Regions from separate parts of the Homo sapiens genome. Here all the other regions are linked to region 1. Evidence: chromatin contacts called from ENCODE Hi-C or POLR2A ChIA-PET data. All regions are on one chromosome and are shown on one strand. The core of a region is the stretch at or near the end of the contact, and the rest is flanking DNA. Distances in the headings are between cores, read along the strand shown. Region 1 holds the start of MZT2A (mitotic spindle organizing protein 2A). Region 2 holds the start of IWS1 (interacts with SUPT6H, CTD assembly factor 1). Region 3 holds the start of UBXN4 (UBX domain protein 4). Region 4 holds the start of SAP130 (Sin3A associated protein 130). Region 5 overlaps TMEM163 (transmembrane protein 163). Region 6 holds the start of HS6ST1 (heparan sulfate 6-O-sulfotransferase 1). Region 7 holds the start of CCNT2-AS1 (CCNT2 antisense RNA 1).

Evidence for each region. A loop is a pair of places that touch in the nucleus more often than their neighbours do. ChIA-PET counts read pairs that join two places held with the same protein, here RNA polymerase II (POLR2A). Pooled maps may share reads with other maps.
Region 2: a loop to region 1 is called in a map of ascending aorta, with 9 times the contacts of the local background. The contact joins the promoter of IWS1 here to the promoter of MZT2A in region 1. A Hi-C loop is called at or near these places in 3 of 168 maps with a recorded cell type or tissue (CD8-positive, alpha-beta T cell, ascending aorta and naive thymus-derived CD4-positive, alpha-beta T cell) and 6 of 50 pooled maps. POLR2A ChIA-PET finds 5 or more read pairs at or near these places in 1 of 52 experiments (activated B cell).
Region 3: a map of CD8-positive, alpha-beta T cell shows a loop between it and region 1 (10-fold over the local background). The contact joins the promoter of UBXN4 here to the promoter of MZT2A in region 1. A Hi-C loop is called at or near these places in 1 of 168 maps with a recorded cell type or tissue (CD8-positive, alpha-beta T cell), 1 of 37 single-sample maps with no recorded cell type and 12 of 50 pooled maps.
Region 4: a loop to region 1 is called in a map of CD8-positive, alpha-beta T cell, with 17 times the contacts of the local background. The contact joins the promoter of SAP130 here to the promoter of MZT2A in region 1. A Hi-C loop is called at or near these places in 5 of 168 maps with a recorded cell type or tissue (CD4-positive, alpha-beta memory T cell, CD8-positive, alpha-beta T cell, OCI-LY7 and 1 more) and 10 of 50 pooled maps. POLR2A ChIA-PET finds 5 or more read pairs at or near these places in 1 of 52 experiments (H1).
Region 5: a loop to region 1 is called in a pooled map, with 2.5 times the contacts of the local background. The contact joins the enhancer-like site here to the promoter of MZT2A in region 1. A Hi-C loop is called at or near these places in 1 of 50 pooled maps. POLR2A ChIA-PET finds 5 or more read pairs at or near these places in 2 of 52 experiments (activated CD4-positive, alpha-beta T cell and naive thymus-derived CD8-positive, alpha-beta T cell).
Region 6: a loop to region 1 is called in a map of CD4-positive, alpha-beta T cell, with 12 times the contacts of the local background. The contact joins the promoter of HS6ST1 here to the promoter of MZT2A in region 1. A Hi-C loop is called at or near these places in 2 of 168 maps with a recorded cell type or tissue (CD4-positive, alpha-beta T cell and psoas muscle) and 9 of 50 pooled maps.
Region 7: a map of B cell shows a loop between it and region 1 (28-fold over the local background). The contact joins the promoter of CCNT2-AS1 here to the promoter of MZT2A in region 1. A Hi-C loop is called at or near these places in 3 of 168 maps with a recorded cell type or tissue (B cell, GM12878 and sigmoid colon), 5 of 37 single-sample maps with no recorded cell type and 22 of 50 pooled maps. POLR2A ChIA-PET finds 5 or more read pairs at or near these places in 2 of 52 experiments (CD4-positive, alpha-beta T cell and CD4-positive, alpha-beta memory T cell).

The regions. Positions count from the first base shown.
Region 1 is chr2:131,490,049-131,493,695 of GRCh38, forward strand. It overlaps MZT2A (mitotic spindle organizing protein 2A), which reads right to left and starts at 2,349. Exons shown (of 3, transcript NM_001085365.2): 1 at 2,159-2,349; 2 at 1,828-1,976. The coding sequence starts at 2,328. It overlaps MIR4784 (microRNA 4784), which reads right to left and starts at 1,188; the gene lies at 1,112-1,188. It also overlaps the pseudogene SMPD4BP. RefSeq lists enhancers at 1,680-2,473, 2,474-3,267 and silencers at 2,070-2,579, 3,100-3,289.
Region 2 is chr2:127,524,192-127,527,820 of GRCh38, forward strand. It overlaps IWS1 (interacts with SUPT6H, CTD assembly factor 1), which reads right to left and starts at 2,298. Exons shown (of 14, transcript NM_017969.3): 1 at 1,984-2,298. The coding sequence starts at 2,017. RefSeq lists enhancers at 1,508-2,207, 1,538-1,617, 1,628-1,687, 2,218-2,277, 2,538-2,587 and 1 more and silencers at 1,868-1,977, 2,619-2,792.
Region 3 is chr2:135,739,525-135,743,480 of GRCh38, forward strand. It overlaps UBXN4 (UBX domain protein 4), which reads left to right and starts at 2,331. Exons shown (of 13, transcript NM_014607.4): 1 at 2,331-2,487. The coding sequence starts at 2,406. It overlaps LOC107985946 (a long non-coding RNA gene), which reads right to left and starts at 3,120. Exons shown (of 1, transcript NR_163478.1): 1 at 1,305-3,120. RefSeq lists enhancers at 1,949-2,078, 2,409-2,468, 2,797-3,572 and a silencer at 2,869-2,918.
Region 4 is chr2:128,026,055-128,029,648 of GRCh38, forward strand. It overlaps SAP130 (Sin3A associated protein 130), which reads right to left and starts at 2,005. Exons shown (of 21, transcript NM_001330301.2): 1 at 1,886-2,005; 2 at 127-244. The coding sequence starts at 238. RefSeq lists silencers at 983-1,272, 1,333-1,672, 1,773-2,292, 2,543-2,692.
Region 5 is chr2:134,668,268-134,672,162 of GRCh38, forward strand. All of the region lies in intron 2 of TMEM163 (transmembrane protein 163), which reads right to left. Among named protein-coding and RNA genes, the nearest start is that of TMEM163, 49 kb to the right of the region's middle. Within about 2 kb of position 2,249, at least 9 of the 41 ENCODE cell types and tissues checked have a DNase peak (open chromatin) inside an H3K27ac peak, as active enhancers do.
Region 6 is chr2:128,316,826-128,320,577 of GRCh38, forward strand. It overlaps HS6ST1 (heparan sulfate 6-O-sulfotransferase 1), which reads right to left and starts at 2,043. Exons shown (of 2, transcript NM_004807.3): 1 at 1,212-2,043. The coding sequence starts at 1,738. RefSeq lists an enhancer at 1-50 and silencers at 1,052-1,281, 1,976-2,385.
Region 7 is chr2:134,916,459-134,920,423 of GRCh38, forward strand. CCNT2-AS1 (CCNT2 antisense RNA 1) reads right to left here and starts at 2,148. Exons shown (of 5, transcript NR_036549.1): 1 at 2,105-2,148. It overlaps CCNT2 (cyclin T2), which reads left to right and starts at 2,364. Exons shown (of 9, transcript NM_058241.3): 1 at 2,364-2,554; 2 at 3,352-3,433. The coding sequence starts at 2,397. RefSeq lists enhancers at 1,274-1,323, 1,333-2,006, 2,084-2,243, 2,394-2,663, 2,874-2,963 and a silencer at 2,004-2,073.

The DNA of each region.
Region 1 (3,647 bases), core at 1,099-3,598:
GTCCTTCAGGCCCTCTCCACCCTCTCTTGGGCCTGAGCTCTGGGTGGCAGTGAGGTGGCCGCTGTCAGGAGGCTCATGCAGGAGGCGCGACCAAAGACCCCTGGGCTCTCACAGGCCCCTGATCACACCTGGTGACACCTGGAAAGTGTCCCAACTCAGGAGTGAGGCGGGCAAGGGGGCTGAGTGCTGGAGTGTGGCCATGGGACCAGCACATGGCATCTGTGTGGCACTGCCTGGCAGACTCTGGGAAGGTGGGAGTCTCTGTTTCAGCCTCCAGACTTCCTGTCCAGGTAGGGGACAACTTCTAAGAGGCCGAGGCGTTTGTCACGCCTGGGGCTGTGCTCTCCAGCAGAGCACACTGCACCCGGCTGGCTGTCTTCCCCTGGAGAGGGGCTCTTTACACTCACCACTAGTTCGCCTCTGGGGTGTGGGGATGTTGGTCCTGTCCCCGGATGCCAGCCCGACTGTGGGGTCTAGAGACTGCCACACCATGTCTCTAATAAACCGAGTCAGAAATAGTGCCCTGTGGCTAAGCGGCAGGGCAGCGGTGGCCTGCATGATCCTGCCCTTGCAGCTCAAAGCTGCTTGGGCCTCTTGGGGCCATGCAGTTTCCATGAAAACAAGGAAGAGCACCAACCCCCAGAGATAAGCCAATAAACGCAACCTGCAAAAGGAGAGAACAGGCAGCAAGAGAGGCGGAGGGAACCCGGGGGGCCTGGAGAGAGAGGTGAGTGTGTGGCAGCTGGGCTGTGGAGCATAACCAGAGAGGCCGCAGGCTGCGGGCTGGAGGAAAACGAGGGCCTTGCAGGGGGGCTACTGTTCCTGGCAGAGAGAAAGGAGGCCTCTGGAGGTCAGAGAGAGACACAAAGAGAGCAGACAGAGCGAGGGTCAGTGAAGAGGCCAGCACGCAGGTGCCCGGGCCCTCTTGGGTCAGCGGGCGTGGGTGCCCAGGCCCTGGCACTTCCCCCATGAAGGCAGCCTGCTTTCCACGCCTTCTCATGATGCCTGTGAGGGTCTCCTCCTGCTTCCAGGCAGGGAGCCAGCTCTGGGCCTCCTTCCATTGGCCTGGGAGGTTGTGCTGCATTTCAGAGAGAGCCATCGGGAGCAGAAGCAACATGCGGAGAGGATGAGCAGGGACGGAGGCTCCACCATGACACTCTCAGTCCCAGCATCTCCTCAGCCCAGTCACCACACTGGAGAGGGAGGAGGCCCTTCAGACCCCGCAGGCCTCTGCACCCTGGGAGTTCCGCGTCTAACTCTCTTCCTGCAATCATCAGAGGCAGGAACTGGGCCCAGGTGGGGTAAAGGCAGGAAGACGTCTGCCTGCCCTGCTCCCTGGGCACTTCCCTGGATGCTGTATACCACAGGACAGAGATCGAGACTGTCTTTTGAAAAACATTTAGAGACAGGATCTCACCCTGTCACCCAGACTGGTCTCAAACTCATGGCCTCAAAGGATCCTCCCGCCGTGGGGTCCCAAAGATTATAGGCGTGAGCCACGGCGCCCAGCCCCAAACCGTCTTGATTCCCGACTTTGTAGGATGAAGGCCTGAGTGAAGAGGTGGGGAGGAGCTAAGCGGAGGAGCCCTACCCAGCCTGGACCACCCTGGGGCACGCACTCTGCGTCCACCTGACCTGGACGTGCCTCCTAAGGCTGGCAGCGAAGCCCAGGAGCAGAGCCCACGGATGGGCCCTGCAGGTGCTGGGCCTAGACCGACCGACAGACAGGCCTGGCCACTCAGGGCCACGCCGCCGCTGTGCCGCGCCTGCCCCCTCCCCGCCCGCCACCCCCGCCACTGGGGCAGGGACAGCGGGCCCAGCTCTGACCTCGGGTCTCGGGCACGCTCGACGTGGGCAGAGACACGGCCGCAGGGTCCTGGGGCTCGCTCGCTAGCCTCTGCCCGGCACACATGGACTTGAGCATCTGGAAGACGGCGAGGGGGGCCACGTTCAGCTTCAGCAGGTCCACCAGGATCCTGGCGGGGACAGACGCGGGGCCGGTGAGCCCTCTCCGCCCGGCGCGGCCACCTCCCTGAAGACCGGACAAGGACGGGGGCGGGGGCAGCGGGGGCTCCTCCCGACCAGCGGGCCGGGCGTACCCGGAGAGCAGAGGTCGGGGGTGTCTGGCGAGCATGCGGCCCCCACCCGCCCCGCTCACTTGAACACGTCGGGGTCGATACCGCCGCCCGCCGCCTGAGCCAGCTCGTACAGCTCCATCTCCTCGGTGCTCAGCACCTTCTTGCGCCGCAGCGCCAGCTTCTGCCGGGCCGCCTCCAGCCCCGGGGGCGCCGCCGACCCCGGCCCAGGCCCTACGCCCTGCGCCGCCATCCGCGAGGCCCGCCGAAAGGTGCGCCCCGCCCCGCCGCGCCCCCTAGCGGATGCGCCCACCGCCCTCTCCCTGCAGCGCCAGCGTCTGGCCTCCCGGGCTGCCCTGGCGGGAGCGGCGGGAGCGCGGGGACGGGGCCGCCTCCTCGGCGTCATTGGAGCCCAACAGTTAGTGGGCGCTCACGGTGTGCTGAGCGGCGCGCTAGGCGTCGGGAGTGGCATGGCGGACTGCAGGGGCCAGCTGCTTGGCGGTCAGGGCGTCCCTGATAGACTTGCATTGGTCGTGCTCGCTTAGGTGGCAGCACCCAGCCCAGTGCCAGGCATACATTGGGCGCTCAGTCAATACCTGTTTCAAGAAAGCGTGCAATTTTCTGGTCCGCACCGGTGCACCACTAGGGGTCGCTCTTCGGGGGGGGTGGGGGGCACTAATCAACAACCCTGCTTACGCGCACGCGCATTCCTTGCTAGGGAGAAAGTGCGTGAGCCCTACCTTGGGGCGCCAGAGGCCGCCACAACGCAGGCGCATTCAGCTAAGGACCACTCCCTCCCCCCGCACTCCTGCCTCGCCATTTCCCCTCCCTGGCCGGCCGGCCGGCCTTCTTCGCTTTGCGCACGTACCTTTTGAGGTAACGGCCCAAAGAGGTAGAAGCGCTTTTCCCGCCCGGCCGCGGGGCGTGGCTCTGCGCGCAGCTTGATGACGACGTTTTGGCGCGGTGGCGGAATGGCGGCTTCCACCTCTGAAGCGGGCGACGCTATGGGTCCCACAGGTGAGTGGCGCGGGACGCGCGCGTGAGACGGTCCGACGCCCTGGGGGCTTCCGCGAGCCCCTGCGGAGGCCATCTCCGTTCCTCCGCGAGCCCCAGGACTCGGGCGGCCCGGCGGCTCTGCCCAGGCCGGGCAGGCTGGGGAGTGGAGGGCCCCGGCTGAGTCTTCCTGCCACTCCTCTGGGCCATGCCTTTGTGCCACCTTCCCGCGCCGCTCGTACACTCTGTTCTGGTCCGGTAGGTGTTCGTTGAAGGTTACCCGTCGTTGAAGGAATTGAGGGAAGGAGAGCTTTGTGTTGAAATTGAGCCTTGGGCTCAACAGGCGGTGTGGGAGGAAGAGCCGGGTGTGGGTCCCAGCTCGACCCTTCCCCTGTGCGCTCCACATCTCCGAGCCTTGGTTTCGGAGGCTCCCGAAGCCCAATTCGCAGGAGAGTTGGAAACAAGTGGGCGCGTGCTGTTAAGGGAGGTCTTGGCATGACAGAATTTGCTTGGAATGATTAGCGTTGCCCAAGGGCTGTCGCTGTCAGAAAAACAAAACAAAACGAAACAAAAAAAACA
Region 2 (3,629 bases), core at 1,048-3,547, 4.0 Mb before region 1:
TTGGTTCACTGCTAAATCTCTGGAGCCCAGAACACTGCCTAGTACCTGATATACAGTAAGTATTTGTTTACAAATGAAGAACACAAGGAACTCCAGTCCAAAACTAGTGAAAATCCATTCAAGAAAAGCATATATAAAATGGTAAATACAAACTGTTACCTAACTTTCTTTTATATTTTTGTAGAGATGGGGTCTTGCTATGTTGCCCAGGCTGGTCTCAAACTCCTGGCCTCAAGCAATCCTCCTGCCTTTGCCTCCTAAAGTGCTGGGATTACACCCAGCCCCAATACTTTAAAAAATACAGAGTAAAATCGTATTTTAACCTATATACATGTATTACATATAATTACTTTTTTTTTTTTTGGAGACACAGTTTTGCTCTTTTGGCCCAGGCTGGAGTGCAATGGTGTGATCTCAGCTCACTGCAACCTCCACCCCCCCGGGTTCAACAAGTGATTCTCCTGCCTCAGCCTCCTGAGTAGCTGGGATTACAGGTGCCCGCCACCACGCCTGGCTAATTTTTTGTATTTTTAGTAGAGATGGGCTTCACCACGTTGGCCAGGCTGGTCTCAAACTCCTGACCTCAGGTGTTTGCCACCGTGCTCGGTCTACTTTTTAAAAAGTAACTTAAAAACACAAATGAATGGAAAAAAAACTATTCTGAAAGTATCAGGAAAGTGTTTTTTTGTTTTTGTTTTTGTTTTTGTTTTTTTTGAGACAGAGTCTTGCTCTGTCGCCCAGGCTTGGAGTGCAGTGGTGCAACTTCCGCTCACTGCAACCTCTGCCTCCCGGGCTCAGGGCTCAAAGGATCCTCCCACTTCAGCCTCCTGAGTAACTGGGACTACAGGTGTATGCCACCACACTCGGCTAATTTTTGCATTTTTTTGTAGAGACGAAGTAGGGGGGTGGGGTAGGGGCGTAGGGGGGTGGGGTACGGGCATGGGGGGTGGGGGTGGTGTTGGTCTCACTATGTTGCCCAGGCTGGTCTCGAACTCCTGGGCTCAAGCCATCGGCCGCCTACGCCTCCCAAAGTGCTGGGATTACAGGCATAATCCACCGCACCTGGCTTAGGAAAGTGTTTTTAAGCAGTGCATGCCTGGAAAACGCTTTGCAGTCATTAGAATTCACTGTCCTACGTAAGGAAAAGCAATGAACTCAAAACAGTAAAGGGCTTAACGCTTAAACAATTATTTAAGCACTCAAGTTTTCTTTTTAATTTTCAATTTTTGTGGGTACATAGAGGGTGTATTTATTTATGGTGTATTTAAGAACTTTTGTAACAGAACGCCCCAACAGGACTAGCACACAAAGGGAAAGCAAATGCGACGTGTTTCCCACACCAGGTTCTGCCTCACTTATCCTTAATCTCAGGTGCCAAGCACCGTGCCAGCAGAGTGGGCCCCAGTAACAGCTTACAGAATAAACAAACAGTAAAGAAAGGAGACCAAACTTCGGTGAGGAGGAAGAGGAACGATCTCAAGGTGGAGGAAAGGCACAAAAACCACCAGTAAGTGCCAGAAGCGCATTCCTTACTCTATGCATGCAACTGAAACATGGGTCCTGCACTTACGTCCGGTGTTGCAAGCAAGATTAAACCACTCCTAACTAGCAGTGAAAAGTCTAGGAAGGATCCCCCGCCCCAACGCCCCTTGGATTCTCCAACTACTCAACTACTGAAAACTCTCTTAACAGAAGACACCTCTCCTTCCCTGCACACAATAGGAGCTTAACATATGAAAGTGACTTCCCAATTTCAGCAAAAACCTTCGCCGATTCAGAAGAAAGCTTTCCCACCAGAATCCCCTCTCCAACGTTCTAGCTTCGACGCTTGCAGCTGGTCAGAGGGCTCTTGCCCTCCTCGGGCCGGGTCGCGGGAGGGAAGGTTTCGGGGGGCCTCCTTGCCCCCACCCGCGGGGTGCCAGGCCAAGCCCCGCCGAGTAACTGCTCCGCCTCCCAGCCCGGTCCCCCAGGTCCCTGCCCCACCTGACTGGTCGCCGCTGTAATATTCCGAGTCCATGGCAGGCGGACTCTCAGCGGGGAGTGTCCGCGCCCCGCGCCGCCCCCGTCACCTCCTTCCAGGCGGTGTGACCCCGGATGGCGCGGCTAAGTGTTCAGAGACTGCCGCCCGACCGGAGAACTTAACGGGTGCGGAGGGTAAGAAAGCGGTAGCGGCAAAGGCGAATTCTTTGACCTGGAAGCCCCGGCGGAAAAGGCCGTACCCGGCAGGCTGGCGGGCGGGCAGGCATGCGAGCCGGCGTTCTACTTCCTAGAAGCACCGCTGGGGCCAAAATGGCGTCTGCCCACGACCCTCAAAGGAATGCAGCGCGCAGGCGCCGCAACCCGTCAACCGGCCAATGAGAAGACGCAACAGCAATGACGCCAGGCACGGCCGGAAAGGAGACTCCTGGGAAAATTGAGCTGGAACTCGGGCTTTAGTTAAATACCTTCCTCGGGTGGATCCTGGTCTGACCCCCGTGGTAATAACGTTATCATTGATTCTTTATCATTTCCTAGATTCTGTGTCCGTGCCTTGTTTGAAGAGCTTTTGAGATACTCTTCCGAAAAATGAAGACCTGCTCAAATGACTTTTCCGTCATTCAGCCAAACCACTGTCTTTCCCGTCAGGCCCAGAGGCGCCTGGTTCCCGCCCGCAGTAGGCAAGAAAGCGGGCGTTGCTCACTGGGACTTGTAGTATGACGCCCGCGAGCTGTGATGCGTTACTAACTGGCGCGATCCACAGCGCCTCCTCTCCCGGCGTCTTCCTCTCTTTCATTCTAAACAACGATTTAATTTCCTTGTTAAGAAGCCATTTAGCCAACAGTAAGAAGTACACGTCTTTGCTTCCAGAAGGGTTCCCCTGATGAAACACCGGAGGAAGGTGAAGTTGAACTTTACCTGAGCCCTGTGTTCCTGGAAAACAGCGGTGATTAAGAAACCCCCTCATCTATTTGTGTTTCTGGAACGGCACACTGTAAAGAACCACCCGTCTCCATGTGACTCAGATAAAACGCGTGCAGATGACCCCCTTGTTTGCCTGTGACAAGGCCAGAGACCTTTCCCCTTTATTCTGAGCCTGTTAATAAAGCCAAACAGACCTTCCAAATTCCCGCTGATGATATCGAGTGATTAGTTGAGATTAGAACTCTCCTCCCCCCAACTTGTTAGACACAGAGAACATTTCCTGTTCACCTGACTGAAACTTCTCCTGATTGCAAAACAATCCCAACTGTCAATCATCCCACCTTCCTCCCTATAAAAGTCAAAACTACGCTGCCAAGACACTGATCATATCTGGAGTGCTCTCCCTATTGCAATAGGCTGAGTAAAATCCATTTCCTTACTTGTTCATTTTAGTCTTGGACAGAGAGGGGAACATTCTTGCCTTTGGATCGGAGGAGGGCCAGTAGAGGTTTAAGCAAAGACTCCCCAGGAGGTGTAGACATGTAGAAAAAGAGCCTTTTGTTACTACTGCAGATATCTGACCCTTCGTTAGCCAGTCAGAGTATGCTGGCAGAGCCCAATTATAGGCTCCTGAAGAGGACGTGGGAAGAGAAGAAAGGGGAGAAGTGGTTTCTCTCTGGAAATTCCCATTTTCCTGCAAGAGAGTTCATGGATATTCCTTTCCGAAG
Region 3 (3,956 bases), core at 1,081-3,580, 4.2 Mb after region 1:
TCAAAAGCATCCACTTCACTATCTCCCTTATGTTAATACATGAATAAGTACCTCTTACCTGGTCTATTCACATTCAGCCATTCCACTTCAAATCCAATCTATTCAATTGCTATCATACAATTTAAAAATGGAAGTCTTATATGTATCTGTTTATTTATTTATTTTTTGAGATATAGTCTTGCTCTTTCGCCCAGGCTGGTGGGCAGTGGTGCCATCTTGGCTCACTACAACCTCCACCTCCTAGGTTCAAGCGATTCTCCTGCCTCAGCCTCCTGAGTAGCTGGGATTACAGGCATGTGCAATCACGCCCAGCTAATTTTTGTATTTTTAGTAGAGATGGGGTTTCACCACGTTGGTCAGGCTGGTCTTGAACTGCTGACCTCATGATCTGCCCGCCTCGGCCTCCCAAAGTGCTGGGATTACAGGCATGAGCCATTGTGCCTGGCCAACTCTTCTGTTTAAAATTTTTCAATGGCTCCCTGTAATCCTTAGAAAAATGTCTTAAAATTTTTAACATGATTTTCAAGACTCTGTATCATCTGATCCTTGCCTAGCTTTCCAGCCTCACTTGTACCACACTCCTCTTTCTATGTTATAGCCACACTGGGCATTTTTTAGTTCTGCAAGTGCACTGTGTTTGCTTGCTTCAGAGCCTCATGTGGAATAGCCTTCTCCTTCACCTACCTAGAGTTCCCCGACACGTCATTTCCTCATGAAGGCCCTTTCTGACTCCACTAGCCCATGTTCGGTCCCATCCTCATACACTTCTGTAGCACTCTGAATTACCCTTCTGTGACATTTATCATCACTCATAATTACTTATTCAATGTCTGTCTTCCTGACTAGACTGTACAGTCACAAAGACAGGGCCTTCTTCTGACTGCCTCACCTCCTTATCAGTGCCAGGCACAATGCCTAGCTCATAAAAGATGAGTGATAAACACTTGACAAATGAATATAAAACTATGAAGGATTCTTATTTAATTCTAAAATTAGAGATAATTAAAGACATAGCTCTATTGGAATAATTTCTAGATTGATCAAATTTCCAGAAGTCCATTAAAGTTGATGTTAAAGGTCAATTCTAATTTTTCTGTAGGATTGTTGTCCTATAGAAGCAACTGTCCCTAATCAGCATTATGTCTCAGTTTATAATAACACTATATACGAGAGGCCTGATTGGGAAAAAAAGTACAAAAATCGGAGTGCAAATAATTAGCTATTTTTAGGGAAAATATCTGTAGGAAAGGTGGTATATTCAGATGTATCACTTCCTTTATCTTGCAAAGATTGTCAGATAGATGTACTGCTGGAGGATAAATTTAATTGATGTAGAATTTAACATAATAGTATATGCAACTTTAAATAAACCATGCAAGCCTTTAGCTAATAGTTATTACAGACCATGTGATTTCATGAAAGTATTAAATATGGATCAGTTTTCATTTAATGGCAGCCAATCACAAAGCGCCACATCTTGATTATAGGACATTCTCCCAGAAAATTGGAAAATAAATCACTATCTAGTCTCTTTTGTATTACCATGGAAAGTAGCTGGAAAAGAAATAATCTATTCTCTGCTTTGTGTTACTTTAAAAAGTAGCTGTGGCAATAGCCTAACGCGTTTTGAAGTTTTGAAATGATCTCTATCCAGTGTCTAGGAAATTGCTGAAGGCCTGCGTTCTACCAATTCCTCCGCTTAGGCACATGGACTACAGGTTATTAAAGAAGGTGACTTGCGGTTTTTATCCCGTTTTTCTGCAAGGTTGGGCTACGTTCAGAAGAAATCAAAGCCTCGGAGTTAATCCCGACAAAGCCCATTTAGTTCCATGCGAGGACTATTTCCTCCACACTGAGAGTCTCAACGAGGCCGAGAATAGCATATGCCAGTTGGAGTGACACTTATTTCTCCCTCTCCCCTTTATAGAATGTGTAGTGGCCCTCACTACTGCCCCCTTTAGCTGTGCCTCAGAACCCACAGTTACATGCTCCACAATATGGAGGCGAATAAGCCTAAGTGGACTACAATTCCCATCATGCCTCACTGCAGGCGCCGCCGACGTGTCTTAGCGGTTAGTCATCCCTCTTACCGCTTTCCTCCACTTCCTGGACTGCGCGACCGGAGGCCTAGCGGGCGCGCGCCCGCACCATCGACTCGCCAACGAGAGAAGGTCCTGGGGCACGGACACCGACGGGTTGCGACTGTGACGTGAGGTGTTCTCGCGCGCGCTAGCGCGCGTCTCCGGGTGCCGCTGACGGGCGTGCGCGCTTGTGCGGAGCCGGAGGTGGGGGCCGAACCAGCCAAGGTTGCGGGGGCCGCAGAGCCGGACGAAGACGGAGGGCGGAGCCGGCTTCGGGACTGCGGAGACTACACACCGAGCGAGCGCCTGGGCCCGAAGGGAGCGATGCTGTGGTTCCAGGGCGCCATTCCGGCCGCCATCGCGACGGCCAAAAGGAGCGGCGCGGTCTTCGTGGTGTTCGTGGCAGGTGAAGGAGGCAGGGGTTCGAGAGGCGGCCGGGACACCCCTCCGGCCTACCTTCATCCTCTTGTATACCTCAGCCGCCGGCCCGCCCTCCCCGAGACGCGGGCTCCTGTCGGCTCGCACAATTGCCACTACTACCCCGCGCCCCAGGGACGGCTGCGACTCCGCCGCCAGATCCCCCAGAGGGGCCATGCAGACCCTCAGCGCCCTGCTCCTTCAGGCCCCGGGCGCCCCCAGCCTTTCCTCAGTGTCTGCGAGGCCCGGGCTGCCGGCCCGTGGCTGTTCAGCGCCTCCCCGGTTCGTTTGAGATACAGTGGGCCTGGCCCCACCGCTGCGTCTCCCGGCAGCCGGGCCGGAGGCACCGTCTGGCCCTGGTCTCCAAAGCGCCCCGAGGCCCGCCGAAATCTCCCCGCTCGGGGCGACGGACGCGGCCAGCAGGCCCCAGCCGCCCAGCCCCGCTCGTCGCCCCGAGCCTCTCCCCTGCGCAGCCAGACCCCCGCGACCCTCTCCCTGACGTCCCTCTCTGTCACCAAGGACCCTCTTTGTGCTGCTTGAACGCCCGTTTCGTTACTGCTGTTTAGATGGAGGTAGGAACGGGCCATTAGGCAAGCAGTTGGGTTGTAATTAGTTGTGGACTGTCGGGAAGAAAGCTGTGTCATCGATAAGCAACAAAGAGAAACCACCTGATGTTCACGGTTACTGGTGTTAGTACGTTCCTGAAACGTAAACTTTTGAGCTGAATAGAGGTTTAATTTTTCTTTATGGCAGTCTTGGTAGGGGATCTAGTGTGAAATAATGTAAGTTTAAAAAAAATCCATTAGTTTCAAAGAAAATAGACGTTCAGTCCTTGGTTTCTTCCCTTTGTTGTCTTCTTAGGCTAAAATCTACACGACTTTGAGAACGTTTATTAACTCATATATTCTCTGTTGCTCTAGGCTATTTTGCTCCATATTCTCCTGTTTTATTACTGAAATCTTGTAGATTTACAGTGAACTCCCTGCCTCTACGGTTCTGCTCATACTCATTACATGGACCAAATCAATGTTTGTGGCTGTTGTTAATTTGAGGTGTATTTCTTCAACTATTTGTGTTTAATAACGGTTTATTCATAATTAACTCGTCTTTTAATAGCTCTATAACTTTATGCACTGCAGTGAAGAACGAATTACTGAAATGTGAATGTCATTTAGCATTAAATTTGGAATTTATAATTGTTTTGTTACGCCAAGTTTTTAGCTCAATGCTGTTTATTAGAAGAGCTTGAATAGTTTAGATTCTGTGATGCTGTCTGGGGGTTATATTATACTTTACATAAATTAATTCTGTAATCCCGTAAGGAAAAAAATGGATTGAAAATGAAAGGAAAAGTAAATGACACTATGCTTATTGTGTACATTAGTAGGTTTTTGACATTTTAAATTGTTTTTCTCCTAATATCTCAGTTGATCCTTGCAGTAAATAGAACAGGTTTAA
Region 4 (3,594 bases), core at 755-3,254, 3.5 Mb before region 1:
CCCTTTCTTCAAATTCAAGAAACAAGAATTTACTAAAATCCTAGAAGAATCTGCTAATTTTTAAGTTAGAAAACTGGTAATATTCTTAAAGTAGGAAAAAATATATTAGAATATTACATATCTCACCTGTAGCAGCTGGGTTTATCAATCCAGCAGAACCACTGTTTGCAATCTGAGAAGGGGCCTGGCTCAGCCCGGTAGAAGGGGCTCCTAACCGAGGAAACTGTTGAGAACTCATTTCCACCTGTAGTACATACAGTTATATGGTTATTACTAGATTCTGAGATCTGAATCAATACTGAGAAATTAAAGCATCTTTAGTACCTATGAGATAGTCCCTTGGAAAAGCAAATGCTGCATCATTTATTTAAAAACAATAACTTGGGATCAATATAAATGCAGACATTATCTAAACTACCTAAGTTTTCTACAAATATTGTTTATACGGAGCTGGCGGGTACTATGACCCTCCATAAATACTTGTGGATTGCTATGCTAAAAAAATCACCATTGAATCCTGTACAAGAGTCACATGACAGGTATTACCACAATGCATGTGTATTTCTCTGTGTAAAGTTTTATGGAAAATGGCATGTCTCTTTGAAACACTCAAATCTCACACCAAGGTGAACAGAACTGTGATTAGTATGTCATAGGAACATTCGGAGGAAGATATCCAGCCCTAAGAAAAGATCCGATATCTTACATCCAGACCCGATGCAAAAGGAATTCTCCAATGCTTTTCGGCAAAGGCCTCCATTTACGGATTTCCTTTTCCTTCTCTTCCACAGATCCCCTCACAGAGCCAGAGGACCCTACACCTTCTCCATCTTCCCTAAAATCGCCCCCCACTTTTCCCTCAGGAGCCAAGCGATCTCCCGATTCGCCCGCAACCCCACCCCACCGCGAAGCCCCCGCTGAGACCGGAGGACGCCGGTTTCCAGACACCTCGGAGTGTGAGACCCCCGTCTCCGGGGTGGGGGTGCGGACGGGCGATCTGGGGACCCGACCACAAGACGAGCACTGTGCCTCTTTACCTGTAGCCGCCGCCCGCCGCCCGCACCGCCCGCTTCTATCTCGCCGGCCTGGGGGTGCCGCGGAGGGCCCATCTCGGCGGCGGCGATGTGCTCGGCGGGCGCGGGGAGGGATCGCGGCGGCGGCGCCCGGGGCCCGCTGCTGTCCAGCCCCGCTGGCCCCACTCACCCCCGCCACCCGGCCGCCGCTGTGCTCGCAGTCCTCTTCCCCCGAACCTGCCCCTGCCTCCCCCGCCCGCCCATTGGCCCCACGCCCGACGCGTCAGTGGAGGCCCAGGACCAATCCACAGCGACCTGCACGTTCAGAGCCCGCCCCACCCTCCCGCCGACTGCCAGCCAATCAGGCGCGAGCCTGGCCGGGGCAGCCCAAACCCCTCGAGGCTGAGCCAATGGCAGAGGAAGACAGGCGCCCCCGGCGAAGGGGGCGGGGAGCGGGGAGGCCCCGCCTCAGCCAGGGTCTGAAAGCGGCGGGCGCAGGGCCCGGATGTGGAGAGTCACTTTAAACTGCTCCAGGAGCCAAACTCCCTGGGCCGGCCGCCCGCCCGCCCGCCCGCCCGCGCTCCCCCGGCCGCTCTGCTTCCCCGCCAAGGCCCACGTCCGCCACGCCCCCACGCCCGGGTCAGCCCACCCCTCCCGGTGCCTCTCCCTTCCTCGCCACAGGACACCCAGCCCCTGTCGCCGGCCCAACCGCCGTGACCAGCTCGCGAAAGAGCCGCGGTCCGAGCCGCAGGAGACGAGGATCCTCTGCCCTTCCCCGGGGACGCGCAACGGGACGGACGCTGCAGCCCGGCTCAGCCGCCCCGCCCCCTCGTCTCCTCCCCTTCCCTCCCGGGCGCCCGTCCCGCCATTACCTGGGTGCTGCGCCCAGTGGCCGCCGCGCCGCCTTGAGCTCGCTCCCGCGCGCTCTCCGTCTGTGGGGCCGACGTCCCCAGGCTCCGGACCCGCAGCCACCGCCGGGGAGCTAGCACTCTGCCCCCCACCCCTCACTCCAGCGCCGCTGCTTCCGCCGCCGTAACGAGCCTCCCGTCTATTGGCTGGCGCAGGCCCCGCCCCCTGCCGAGTCAGCCAGTCGCCGGTGGTCGTGAGCGGGAGAGCGGACGGGCCCGCCCCTCTGAGCCGCGGCGTCCTGTGGGAAATGTAGTCGCCGGAGTCAGGAGGGCGGGCCGCGAAGGAGGTGGAGAGCGCCGGGGCGGGGCCGCAGGCGACCCGGCCAGGGCAACACACCCCTTTGCTGTCTGAAGTCGGTTCTGCCTTTTCTCTTGGCTAAGTGAGAAGACAGTGGATCCCACCCTATGCCTTAACCTGAGGGCACTGGGTTTCATTTTCCCCGCGGGGAGGCGCGGCGCGGGAAAGGGTAATGGAGGCCAACTGCGGCGGCCAAGGGATCCGCGGGCCGGGCCAGTGTCGTGACGGTGCCCGCCTCCCTATGCCGCGAGTGGGACTCGGTGTCCCCACCGGGAACCGCGGTCGGCACAGCCTACGCGCGGCGGGAGCCGCCAGGCGCAGCGCGGGCGCGGCTCTGTGAAAGCAGGCCGGCAGGGCGCAGGGCTCTGGGCGGCCGGGGCGCACCTGCGCGCGCTTTCCGGATTATAAAGGAGCTGAAGGGGGCAGTTTTATTTTGTCATTTTGCTTGGGGTTCAGGGTTGGAGTTTATGCACCTGTAGAAGACTTAGCCATATCTTTTGAGGCCACATTTGTGTCTGATAAGAGATTAAGTCTCCCTCTTCCCTTACCAGATGGTAATTTAGGCCTGGAGTTTTGTGATTAGTTAGGAAATAAATGGGGCTCAAACCCCCCTCTTCCTATCATGCACAGCTGTGTAAGACAACTGCTTGGTTAGAAGAGAGTAGCTCCTGGCTATAGCCCAGGGATGAGTCTCAGATACTCCTCCTCTTCAAGCCACTTTCCTTTTCCACCTTCATGCCTTCATTCTCAAACTTCTAAAGAGTGACTCCTGTGATAGACTTCAGCCTCCTCTCTGCCTAGGCAGTCCTTATCCCTTTTGGAGTTGCCACTCTTCTCAGACTGCTCCCCAAAAGTTGCCAACACCTACTCAACTTCAAACCCATCGGTCCTCACTTAGATCTCATCTTGTTTAGCTTACTGACCAGTAGTAATTCCTCCTCATGTCTTCCCTTGGCCTCTAGAACCAGGCTGTCTCCTGCTTCTACTCCTATGTCAAGCTCCATTATACCTCCTCTTTCTCATAAATACAGCATTCTTCAGGGCTCCAACACGCTAATGCTATACTGCCTTCCTAAATGGTTTAATGTATTTCCACAGTTTCAAATGTCATCCTTTTTGTTTTTTGTTTTTTTGAGACAGGTTCTCAGTTCAGCCCAAGCTGAAGTCCAGTGGCGTGATCACAGCTCATTGCAGCCTCGACTTCCTTGTCTCAACTAACTTATTGCCTCAGCCTCCTGAGTAGCCAGGACTGCAGGCGCATGCCACCACACCCCACTAAACATATATATATGCCAGGCACGTGGCTCATGCCTGTAATCCCAGCACTTTGGGAGGCCGAGGCAGGCGAATCACCTGAGGTCAGGAGTTCGAGACC
Region 5 (3,895 bases), core at 999-3,498, 3.2 Mb after region 1:
CTCATCAGCGCTCATCAGTGGCCACATATCCCTCTCTCCAAGGTCACTAGACCCGGTGTTGAGGGGCTGGAAGGGGAAGGACGGCAGTGGCAATGGGGTCAACAGAGTCCCATCTCTTGGCTTATTGATGGGCATTAACATTCTTCCAAACACTCAGACCTCAAATTCAAGTTCCTGAACCCAGAGAGCCAGTCCTCACTTTTAGGGGTCTTTACTGCCATTTCTTTTCCTCTTCCACTAGGCTTAGAGAACACAGAGATTGTAAAAAAATGGGTTTTCTGCAGGAGGCAGAGGTTGCAGTGAGCTGAGACCGTGCCATTGCACTCCAGGCTGGGTGACAAGAGGGAAACTCCGTCTCAAAAAAAAAAAAAAGAAAAGAAAAGAAAAATGGGTTTTCTGGTGCCCTTTCTCCTCTCCACCCCATAACATGGGTGAATACATAGTAAGCACATAGTTAACTGAATATATCTTAAATAAATGTCTGATCCTCTAAGAACCGAGTCACACACACACAAAAAAAATCTACGAAGGGGACTAAGCATACATGTATATATATATTTGCAGGCAAGATGGGCCTGTGTTCACACTTGGAAGGCCAAACCTTGCCCAGTGCGGTCATTTCTCCACTTCAGTTGCTGAACAACTACAGCATTTCCTAAAGGAGCTCTCACACCGAGAGACTCACTGGCTCACAGCCTCCAGCATGAGCTACATGAAAGAGACCACCGCCAAGGAGTGACTCAAACAAGAAGCCAGGGCGCCCCGTGGCCACATCCTCACTGCAGAGGCATCTGTGAGAGCAGAGCCTGGGGCTGCTCCCCCTCACTTCCAAAGAACAGGAGGGGCCATGGGGACTCAATGAAAAGTCCTTTGATCACGACCAGGATATGCTGGCACTATAAGGACCAAAGTCCCTCACCACAGCAAATACGAACCCTCTTGATACCCACTCATGTGTTCCTGAGCTTCTGTTTCCCCTGGAGATTCCCTCCTACTTTGGGCACGAGGTCCCTTCCTCGGTCACAAGGTACCGAGTCTCTCCAGTCCTAGTTCTATCCTTCATCACACAGAAAAGAAGAATCAACAGTCAAGAGCCCAGCTACCTCTACATCCTTTACTTTTTGCTTTCAATTCTGATCATCTCCAGATGGAAGACACAAATCAGATCCCTAGTACAGATTCTCTAACACCCTCATTCCAAAGCTCATCAGTTATAACAAGTTAATTCCAACCAAGTTCCCCATCCTGGGGCGCAGCAGATTGTTTTTCTGAAGATGGCTATGCCAATGTGGTTCCCATTCCATGTGCATCTCTCTCAGTGTGACCCTGACATTCCGTCACTGACAGTGGGTCTGGTTTCCCTTCCCTTGAACCTGGGCAGACCTCTGCAACTTCTTTGACCAAGAGAGAATGTGGCAAAAGTGATGCAGCACACCTCCTGAGGCTGGGTCACACAAGGCAAATCGGCTTCCACCTGGTTGGCTCTTGGGACATGTGCCTTTAGAGCCCAGAGCCATCACTGAAGACGTCTGGCAACTGCAAGGCCACCATGCTAGAGGGATGAGGTGGAAAGACTACGAGAAGAGAGATGGACAAACAGCCCCATCTGTTCCAGCCCCCGGTTGTTCAAGGGTTCCCTGACCAGGCACCATGTGAGGAAGAAGCCTGTGAGATGACCCTAGCCCCAGCAACCCTCCAACTGTAACCCCATGAGGGACCCTGGGCCAGAACCACCCAGATGAGGGGCTCCCAAACTCCTGCCCCACCGAAACCATAAGCAATAAAGAGCGATTACTGCTGTTTTAGGCCACTGTGTTTTGGGATGATTTTCTGTGCAGCCACAGTGACTGAAACATGGGAACTTTAGTAGACGTGGCTCCTTCTCTCAAAATAGCAATTTACCTCCTCCAGGGTAGGTTTAGAACATCTTGTCAGTGTTTAATTTCACAACTCTACTTCCTAGTAGAGTAAATGGCACCTTTAAAAAAAAAAGTAAGAGTTTAATTTTTTACTTCAAGCTCTTAAGAATTTCACAATACCTCTTTCAAGGTCACTCTGGAGACCTCGCAGCATCTCACACAGGAGTTGGGCAGTCGCCATGGCTAGAAGTGCATGGCCTCCTGTGCTTCCAAAGGGCAGACCCCACGTGGGGGAACACTGGCAGGGCTGGGCAAGATTTGGGCTTCTCCCCTCCCTCTCCAGCAATCTTGCCCTGATACTACCCTTCCTCTACCACAACAGCCACGCCTACAGAGCAGGCTTCTGAAAAACCACAATCAGGCACACTTGTCAATACATAAAAGCAAAACAGCACTGGTGACGTTCATCAAATTCACTGAGAGCTGCTGGAATACCATGGCTGTGGGCAACAGCAGCAAATGACACAGAAAGGTGCATTAATGAGCTCAGGCAAGAGGAAAGAAGGCATGTCATGGGACCCCAGAGCTTCGATTTCAGAAAACCAAAGACTTGGCCTTTTAACTGAGTTTGGCTGGAATCTGAGATCACCTGCTCCCCATTTGTAACTGGAAACCTTTCCATAAAGAGCCAATTACTTGACATTAAAGTCCCCGATTTTAAAGGACTTTGAAACCAACACCACATAAGTGCTTGCATAAACAAAATGTCAGCTTGTGATATTCTGGCTCATGTCTTTTCTTTCAAGCACTGCCCCGTTCTTCCTATCAGCTGCTGGGTCTTCACAGGACTCTAGGAACTCAATCCCTGCCCTGTGGAAGGCTTGCCCTCTGCACCCCAGGTTGCTCTCAAAGGACCCCCTCTGGGAACGATGTCTGTGTCCCTGTCCAGCCGTGTCAGCAGCCCAGTGATTGGGACTGGGGACTGCTTCTCCTTTCCTCACCAGCAGTGAGCTGGCCCTCAGCAAAGACTAAGAGCAAATAAGGCAAAGACTGGCACCTGGCCCGTAGTTCTCAGGCTCCCAAAGGCTGTGAGTCCTGCCGTGTGGCAGAATCCTCACTACTAGTGGTGCCAGTTCAGCAGGCCCTGAGATTCTAAGCTGACTCTCAGGAGCACAGACACCCCTGCAGCAAGGAGACCCACCCCTCCCCAACTCCTGGCTCCTGTAGTCCAGGATCACTTGCTACTTCTCCCCAAACCATTTCAGATCCAGCCACAGATGACCATGGCGCTGCCCTCCCTCTCCCATGTCTGGCCACTCTGTCTCCAGCCTGGCTCTACAGGAACACTGACCTCCCTGGGTTCAAGCCCGAAACAAACTCCTCTGCACATGGCTGCTGCTGCATGGTGCTGCAGCCCCCAGGGATGCCACAGCTCTCTGCTCCTTGCTGACAATACCTCCACCACCCTCTTCTGGGATCCCTTTCTTCCCACCACTGGCTATGAAATGCCATTGTTAACCTCCTCCACATTCCCCACCCCCTGGAAAGACAGTGGTCACAGAATAGAAAGAACACAGGAACTGGGGTTGACGAGCATGAATATGGGCCACAGCCCCACCCCTGAGGGGCTTGACACAGGCTTTAGAGCCACACCCAGCCATCTGAGTCCAAATCCTAGCTCCACCCCTCTCTAGCTGTGACTTAGGACAAACTTCTCAACCTCTCTGGAACTTGGCTGACTCATCTGTAAAATGGGATGATAAAAGCAACTCTTATAGGGCTACTGTGAGGATGAACTAAGCTAATAAATGTAAAGTGCTCAGAGCCTAGCCTGGCATGGTGAATGTTCATATATGTTATCTATAATTATTATTCATTATTATCATCACCCTCATGTCAGTGACAGTTCATCCACCACCCCTCATCAGACTGATGCAATGATAAGATGGTATTTGGATTATAAAAAGTGTCCTATAAATTATAAAAGTAACAAAAAGTGTATTAGCTGTTGCTATTTCTGCCTCAAAACCTCCTAA
Region 6 (3,752 bases), core at 793-3,292, 3.2 Mb before region 1:
CTGTGCAGGGGAGCAGTGTCTCGGACTCTGCTCAGCTCCAGGCTGGCTGGACCTTCCAGGCTCCCCAGGCACACCTGAGAGCCTACAGCCTCTGGACCCAAGAGTGCCAGCCAACACGCCTACAACCGCCCAGCCTCCTACCACCAGCCTGTCTGCAAATTCAGTCCTAAGGCAAATTTGGAAGAGAAACAAAAGGCAGACAAGAAGCCCTGCTCCTGGCCCTTCCCAGCCCAGACTTTGGGGAGAAAGGCCCCGCAGGGCATCCCTGCAGGACGAATGGGCACCAACAGGAACAGGAGGAAAATAACCCCAACTTTAACTGCTGGAAACCCAGCAGCACCCCAGGTTCCCCTACAAACGGCTTCCCAGAAGAGCTGCCCCGGCACCCCTCCCATGCTCTGTGTCCTCACGCAGCTCAGCTCTGACATGGGGCTGGGGGACCCCAGAGAAGGGGTGTGGCAGCACAGGTTCCCTGGACCAGCTCAACTACCCCCAACCTGGCTGGTAGCTTCCTGGGGAAGGTGGTCCCCCATCGGGTGGCTTTTGTTCCTCTCTCCAGGCAAGCCTGTGCCTGGAAGAATTCGGCTGGCAGGCCCCACTGGGAGGACAGGCGGTACTGCCTCCTCCCCGCCCCCAGCCCCAGGTCAACAGGGCCTTTGTTCTACCTGCACACACCGGCAGGCAGGCGGGCAGAGCCAGCCCCCTTCCCTGGCAGCTCCCCCACCCTCTGAAGGCAGGCACTCCAGGCACAGGGGCGGCACCTCACTACTCTCACTTCCACTTTTGGGACCACAGCACCGAAGCGGCACGGGGAAGCCAACACTCCAGGTAGGCCACGCACACACCCAGAAGCCCGCGTCCCCAAGTCCGGCGGGCCAGACCTCACGGCGCACAGCAGGTAAGGTGGCCCGAGGGCAGCGGGCGGGGACCCTGGAGAAAACCCGGGCGCTGCGCAGTCAAGCCGGCAGTAGGGCAGCACAAGGCAAGGAAGAGAGTGAGAGCGAGGTCAGAAAGCGCGGTGACAGCCGGCTCACCCAGAGGAGCTGGGAGCCTCGGGCGCTCGGCAGGTCGGGAGGGGTGCCGGCGAGTGGGGGCCCCCAAGAGGGCAGAAGGGGGTAGGGAAGGCAGGGCCGACCCAGTACAGCACGGCGGGCATACGGCCCGGCCTCGGGGGCGCAGCTGCGCGAGGATCCCGCCGCCCGGGCGCTCACCTGGGCGTGCGCAGCGCGGCGGAGTCGCGGCGGTCCAGCACGCCGGGCACGCAGTTGGTGAGCTCGGTCCAGTCGGCGTGCAGCCCGCAGCTCCAGCCGGTGGAGAAGCGGGAGAAGAGCCAAGTCTCGCGGCGGTTGGGCCGGTAGCAGGTGCACTTCTTCTGGCCGGGCCGGCAGTCGCACGGCACCTCGAGGCGTACGTTCTGCACGAGGTGGCGGCCGAAGGTGGTGCCGCCCGTCTTCTGGATGTGCAGGAAGACGATCACGTCGTCGCCCTTCATGTCGAAGCGCAGCGAGCGCTCCAGCTCGCGGACCGGGAAGTAGTACTTCTTCTCGTAGTGGGGGTCGGGTGTGGGGAACAGGTCCAGGTCGTCGGGCGGCGCGCGGCCGCCGGGCGCGCCCAGGCTCAGTCCTGGGCCCGCGTACTGGTACAAGATGAGCATGAAGCACACCGAGCCCGCCACCACCAGCACGAACTTGCTGGCGCGCTCAACCATGGTCCTGCCGCCGGCGCGCCGCCGCCGCATGTGTCACCATCGCCGGGGCCCGGGCGCGGGGCGCGGGGCCTGGGAGGGCAGGAGGCGCGGGCGCAGCTGCCTCCGCCGCCGCCCGCGCTCCGGCCCGGCCCGGCTACTCGGCGCCCAGGCCGCCCGCAGCGGCGCGGGCCCCGACCCTCCGCGGTGCCATGGCTGCTCCCCGCCCGGCCCCGGCTCCCCGGGCCCGACGCCCGACTCCGCTCCCGCTCGGCCCCGCTCCCGGCCCCGGCCAGCACAGCGCTCTCCGCGCCCCCAGCACCAGCCCGCTCCGCTCCACTCCGCGCCGAGAACGCTCTGCGCCGCCCCGCGCGCCGCCGCGTCTCCGCAGTCCGCCGCCGCCGCCCCGCCCCGGTCCGCCCCTGGCCCGCCCCCGTGGCGTCTCTTGCCGTCGCCGCCCGCGCCGATCCTCGGCCCCGCCTCCGGAGTGCCGGGGTTCGCCGCGGGTGCTGGGCGCGGGACCTGGGTCTGCTGCGGTGGCGAGGCCGCTAGCAGGCGGGCAGCCAGCGACTGGGAAGTGATTCCGCCCTCAGGGGAGTGGGGGACCAACCGGCAGTGCGGAGCCGAGGCGTGGGAGGCTCTCCTGGCGGGGGCCGCGGTGAGGGGGCGCGGCGGCTGGCGCTTCTGGAGCCTGGGTCCGTACCCCCTCCTCCCCAAGTCCCAGCCGCCCACGTCCCCGCAGCCCGCGCGGGAGGAAAGGCCTTGACCTTGCACGCTGGGGCGCTGAAGTTAGACGCTAGCCTACTGGGCTGCACTTCCAGGGACCAGGGCGGCGGGGGCCGCCCACCACCAGGACCGAGAGGGAAAGCGAGGCTTTCCTTTCCTGCTCGACCCCCTCACCCCTGCGGCTGGCTTTGGGACAGTGCCCCGCAGCCCCGCATTGAAGAGATGTTGGGCTGTCTGCAGAGGCCTGCGGAGCGGCTTTATGGCTTCCTCCTTGTTTGAAAAGAATATCAGACGAGGTGCATTTTCCCCCATCCATGTTTATTATACTCCAATGAAAGAGTTATAAAACATTGAGCCAATTCTTAAGAATCGTGAGTGCCCACCAAATATTCTGTCTTTCGTGGGTTGGTTGGAGAGTCCAGCGGCCCGGGCCCAACCTGGCTGCGGAGGGCTCGCTCCACGTTGGCTCGTGTGTGGGCCGGGTGGTGCGGGCTCCTCACTCGCCGCCGCCCAGCCTGGCAAGCACGCGCGGCATTCGTGGGGCGGGGGGTCCCGCCAGGTGCCCACTCACACTGCTTGGGCTCTGGCAGTACTCGGAGGCTGCAGCCCGTCGGAAGCGCAGGAGTGGGGCTGGGACCTGCCAGGATCTCACAGCTGCAGGGCCGGCCGCGGTGGGCCCTAGTGTGTTGGTTCAGGCCAGCGAGGGCTCTGGGAGCGAGTCTGGCTGCCAGGCGTGGGCTCCCAGTGTCCACGTCAAGCCCTGCCGGGGACGGGGTGGGGGGGGAGGCGGGGTGGTGCCCTGCCTTCCGTTCTGTTAGGGACCGGAAGCGATCATGGGGTGTCAATTATGCCTCAGTAAAGCTGTTAAACGTAGACAACATCACACCAGAAAGCCCTCCTGGAAGCAAACCCAGAGAGCTGGAAAAACCAACACCCCAAACCCAGCTGAGCGGGCGGCATGCATTTTCCAAAGGGACCGCAAGAATATCCGCTGTGGACAGGCGGGTGCAGAACCCTCAACACAGCCCAGCGCACCCTGGAGTCCATGGTGTGGGGTCCTCAGTGGGACCTAGGGCCCCAAAGCCCCTGCTCATCTTGTAGGCTGCTTTAAAACTGTCCCTGGCCCGAGGGTCCTGGGGGCAGCTTGGACAAGCTTCTCCAGAAGTGACTCATTCCTATAGGAGTGGGGGTGCAGTCCCCATGGGACACAGGTGGGGCCGCCCTGCAGTGTGCTTGGACCTGCCTGCAGCCCCTTGACGCAGTCTGTGCCTGAGCCCTGGGGAGCCTTCCTGTGTGGCCTAGGGGAGCACAGCTGCCCCGGGTCCACCCCCCAGATGTCCTT
Region 7 (3,965 bases), core at 898-3,397, 3.4 Mb after region 1:
CTCCAAAACCCAAAACTTCAAGCCCCCACATGACATTCAAAGGAAATGTTCATTGGCGCATTTCAGATTTAGAATTTTTGGATTAGGATGCTCAATGGCTAAGTTTATAATTCAAATATTTCAAAACCTAAAAAAACCTGAAATCCAAAACACATCTGGTCTCAAGCATTTCAGATACGTGATACTCAACCTGTATTACTTTGGGAGACGGTACTATTGTAAATGGCATTTTTAAATTATAAATTCCAATTGTTCATTGCTGGTGTATAGGAAAACTGACTTTTGTATTCAACCTTATATCCTAAAATTTTACAGAAGAAGTTTTATGTCTTCCTTCCCAATATGTATATACTTTTAATTTACTTTTCTTGTTAGCTAGAACACCCAGTACCACGTTGAAAAGACTGGTGAGAGGGGACATGCTTGCCTTGTGTCAGACTTTAGGTGGAAAGAATGTAGTTTCTCACAACAGAAACAATCTATTGTTAGCTGCAGAATTTTTGTAGATGCTCTTTATCAAGTTGAGGAAGTTCTCCTTTATTCCCAGTTTGCTGAGTTTTTATCATGAATGGATGTTGAGGATGGGCACTTCTTTTATTTGTGTGTGTGTGTGACAGGATCTCACTCTGTCACCCAGGCTGGGGTGCAACCTCACCTCTCAGGTTGAAGCGATACTCCCAAGGAGCTAGGACTACAGACGCCACCACATCCAGCTAATTTTTTAAAAAACTTTTGTAGAGGTGGGGTCTCATTATGTTGCCCAGGCTGGTCTAGAACACTTTGGCCTCCCAAAGTGCTGGGATTACAGCCGGGAAACACTGCACCTGGCCAAGGGTTTGCACTTTTAAAATGTTGCTTTAAATCAATCTATTCCAGAAATTGTAAGCAACATAAAACGTAAAGCAAGGGAAGTGAGTATGAAATAGCAACTGTTACAAAAACTGCCTACTATAATCAATATTCTTGTGCAATGCAGTATGCTGAGCGTGGGAGCCCCATAACAATCACTTGCCTCCATGGTCTTTGGCAAATAGATATTACTTTATTTTTTATTTTCGAGACAAGGTCTTGCACTATCGCCCAAGCTGGGGTGCAGCAGCGAGATCTAGCTCACCGCAGCCTCCACCTCCTGGGCTCAAGCCATCCTCCCACTTCAGCCTCGGGAGTAGCTGGGACTACAGGCGCGCCACCAAACCTGGCTAATTTTTGTATTTTTGGTAGAGACGGGGTATCGCCATGTTGCCCTTGCCCTCGAACTCCTGACCTCAAGTGATCGGCCCACTGGACCTCCCCAAGTGCTGAGATTACAGGCGTGAGCCACCGTGCCCGGCCTCCAAATAGTTAAGACTTTAAACTTAGAAACCCTATTCACAACACAAACTCCGAGTGAAGCTCAGTGGCATTTTCTTACAGGAAGAAATACAGGAGTTAATCAACAGGTATGTGGGATGTTCCCACATCAAATCCTAAAGATAAAATTTTAACTCAGTTCCTCCTGCACTATCTGATTCTCCCCAACCTTGTCTCGCAGAAACCACAGCGCAGCCTGAAAACACGCCCCGTCTAGATTCAACACCTCATTTAGAAATTCAATTTCTCGTTGCTAGTTGGATAGCGTTTGCCAAGTAATTTGAAAAAATAAAAATAAACCAAGTGGTCTGGGATTTAAACAAGATAATGTAGGGTGAAAAAAGCACTCAGGTGCGGACAGCCATGGAGCGTGACTTCCTGTGCACTCTTTCCCCGCCAGCTCAACGCCAGAGCCGCGCGCTAGGCGGAGACTGTTGGTGGCGGAGGCCGGAGTCGCACGCCTACGAGACTGCGCGGACCCGCCCAAAAGGAAAATGGAAGTAGTGGCGTGAGGCTGCGACAGTGAAGGTTATTTTTCTCTTTTTAAAGGGCCGCTAGACCTCCCGTCTAAAGGAAGCGCCCGACGGGCCTCCGAAGTACACGCCCAGGCCCCCACAGCGCAGCCGCCCGACCGCCTCTCTTCACACCGGCCAGAGTCCACCCTCTCCCACTTTCCCCTCCCCTCCCCTCCCCGCCCCTTCCCTCCCCACCCCTTCGCCCCGCCAACCCTAGACCCGGCATGCGCTGCGCCGACCTTTTCCTTCCGAGCCGACCTCTCCACCTTCGGCGCCTCCCAATGACAAGCGGCGCGGAGCATTGTGGTCCCGTGCGCAAGAGCGAGGCCGAGGGCAGAAAAAGAAAGCAAAAGACTAGGGCGAGTCGGTAGAGCGGGCCCCGCGCATGCGCAAGGGCGGAGGCGGTGGTGAAAAAGGGTGGTGCGTGGTCTACGGCGAGCGGAGTGGGGCGGGGTCGCGCGCCTTGGCGGGGAGTCCGCGAGCCAGGAGGGGCGGGGGGTGAATGAAGGAGCGGGCGGAGGAGGAAGTGTCATGGCGTCGGGCCGTGGAGCTTCTTCTCGCTGGTTCTTTACTCGGGAACAGCTGGAGAACACGCCGAGCCGCCGCTGCGGAGTGGAGGCGGATAAAGAGCTCTCGTGCCGCCAGCAGGCGGCCAACCTCATCCAGGAGATGGGACAGCGTCTCAATGTGTATCCTTTTCTGTTCGCCGCCGCTCACGCCCTGTTTCCCTTGCCCGGTCGCCGGGCCTGGTGCCCCGCGAACATGGCGCCGCCGGCCTCGGCCTTCGCTGGGCCTCGGCGCCGCGGTCAGGGAAGTAATGTTCCGGCTCGGGCAGTCGCGAGGGGTCAGCAGAGGAAGGGAGGAGGAGATAGGACCCCAGGAATGCGGGCCAGGAGCCTGCGTTGTGTAATCTGTTTGGGGCAGCGCGTGGTGGTGGCGGCGGGGGTTGGGAGTGTGGCTCAGGCGAAAGAGGAATTTTAGGGATTATTGCAGAAAAGGGGCGGCTCCCTGGACTTGTCCCTGACCCCGAAGGGTTTGAGAGGTAGGAGGGTTAGCGATGCTGAAAGGCCTAAGTGTTTGCCGCAGCCTTTCCCGGCTCTCGTCGCCGGCTTGATGGCGGCTCTCTTCTACCTTGGGAGCGTACTGGAGTTCTTTATGTTCTTGGCGTGGTTTTGTATGGGTGTGTGCGCGCGCGTTTCAACTGTTTCATTTTGAGTTTAGTTAGTCGTAGCCATTGATAAATAGTTCCAGGGCCCTCAGCGCTGTTAGAGTGAAAAGATCAGCAGTTCTTATTCCCATTTATTTGGCGTCAAGCCTATTCTCTTCCTGCCGCCCCACCCCCCGCGGGCATTTATTTCTTTATTTCCAGTTTGGGGTTTGGATTTGAATGGGAGGTATTGGAAAAGAACCTGGGAATTTTCCATCAAAATTGTTCTGGGAATGAGATCTTGCTTTTGTCAGATATTTCCTAAATATTACGTTCCAGCTCTCAGCTTACAATAAACACTGCGATTGTTTATATGCACAGGTTTTATATGCACCATTCTTTCACCAAATTCAACAAAAATGTAAGTACTAGTTGTCTGTTTTTACTGTCCGCAAATTTGAGGGTAAATCGATACGCAGAAAAAAAGTTGGTCATTGCGTTGTTGGATTTAGTGTTCTGAATTAACGGTAAACGTATATCACGTGATAAATATTTTGCTTCAGATGCGGTGTTTTTGTGTTTTTAAAATTTATGATGAATTAAACTGCAAGGCACTGTTAAGCTCTGCCAGGCCTTTTAAGCTAAAAAAGAAAAACATTTATTTCTTTACAGAGTTATTACATAGGTTTTCTTCATTTAAATTCTATACTTAACATTTGAATAATTTCAGTAGTGATGTACAGTGGAATTGGGCAAGCCTGGTCGTTCTGTGATACATCTTAATTATGTTGGACTCATTGTTTAAAAGACTGTCAATTGAGATTAAATTAATTATGACATTCTTTTGAAAGAGCTATTTAGTAGAAATAATTCATTTCTTCATTTGCTAACCTAGTAATTTCTTAAGATGTCAACGTTTCTGTTTATCACGTTAGCATCAGTTGTCTCCTAAA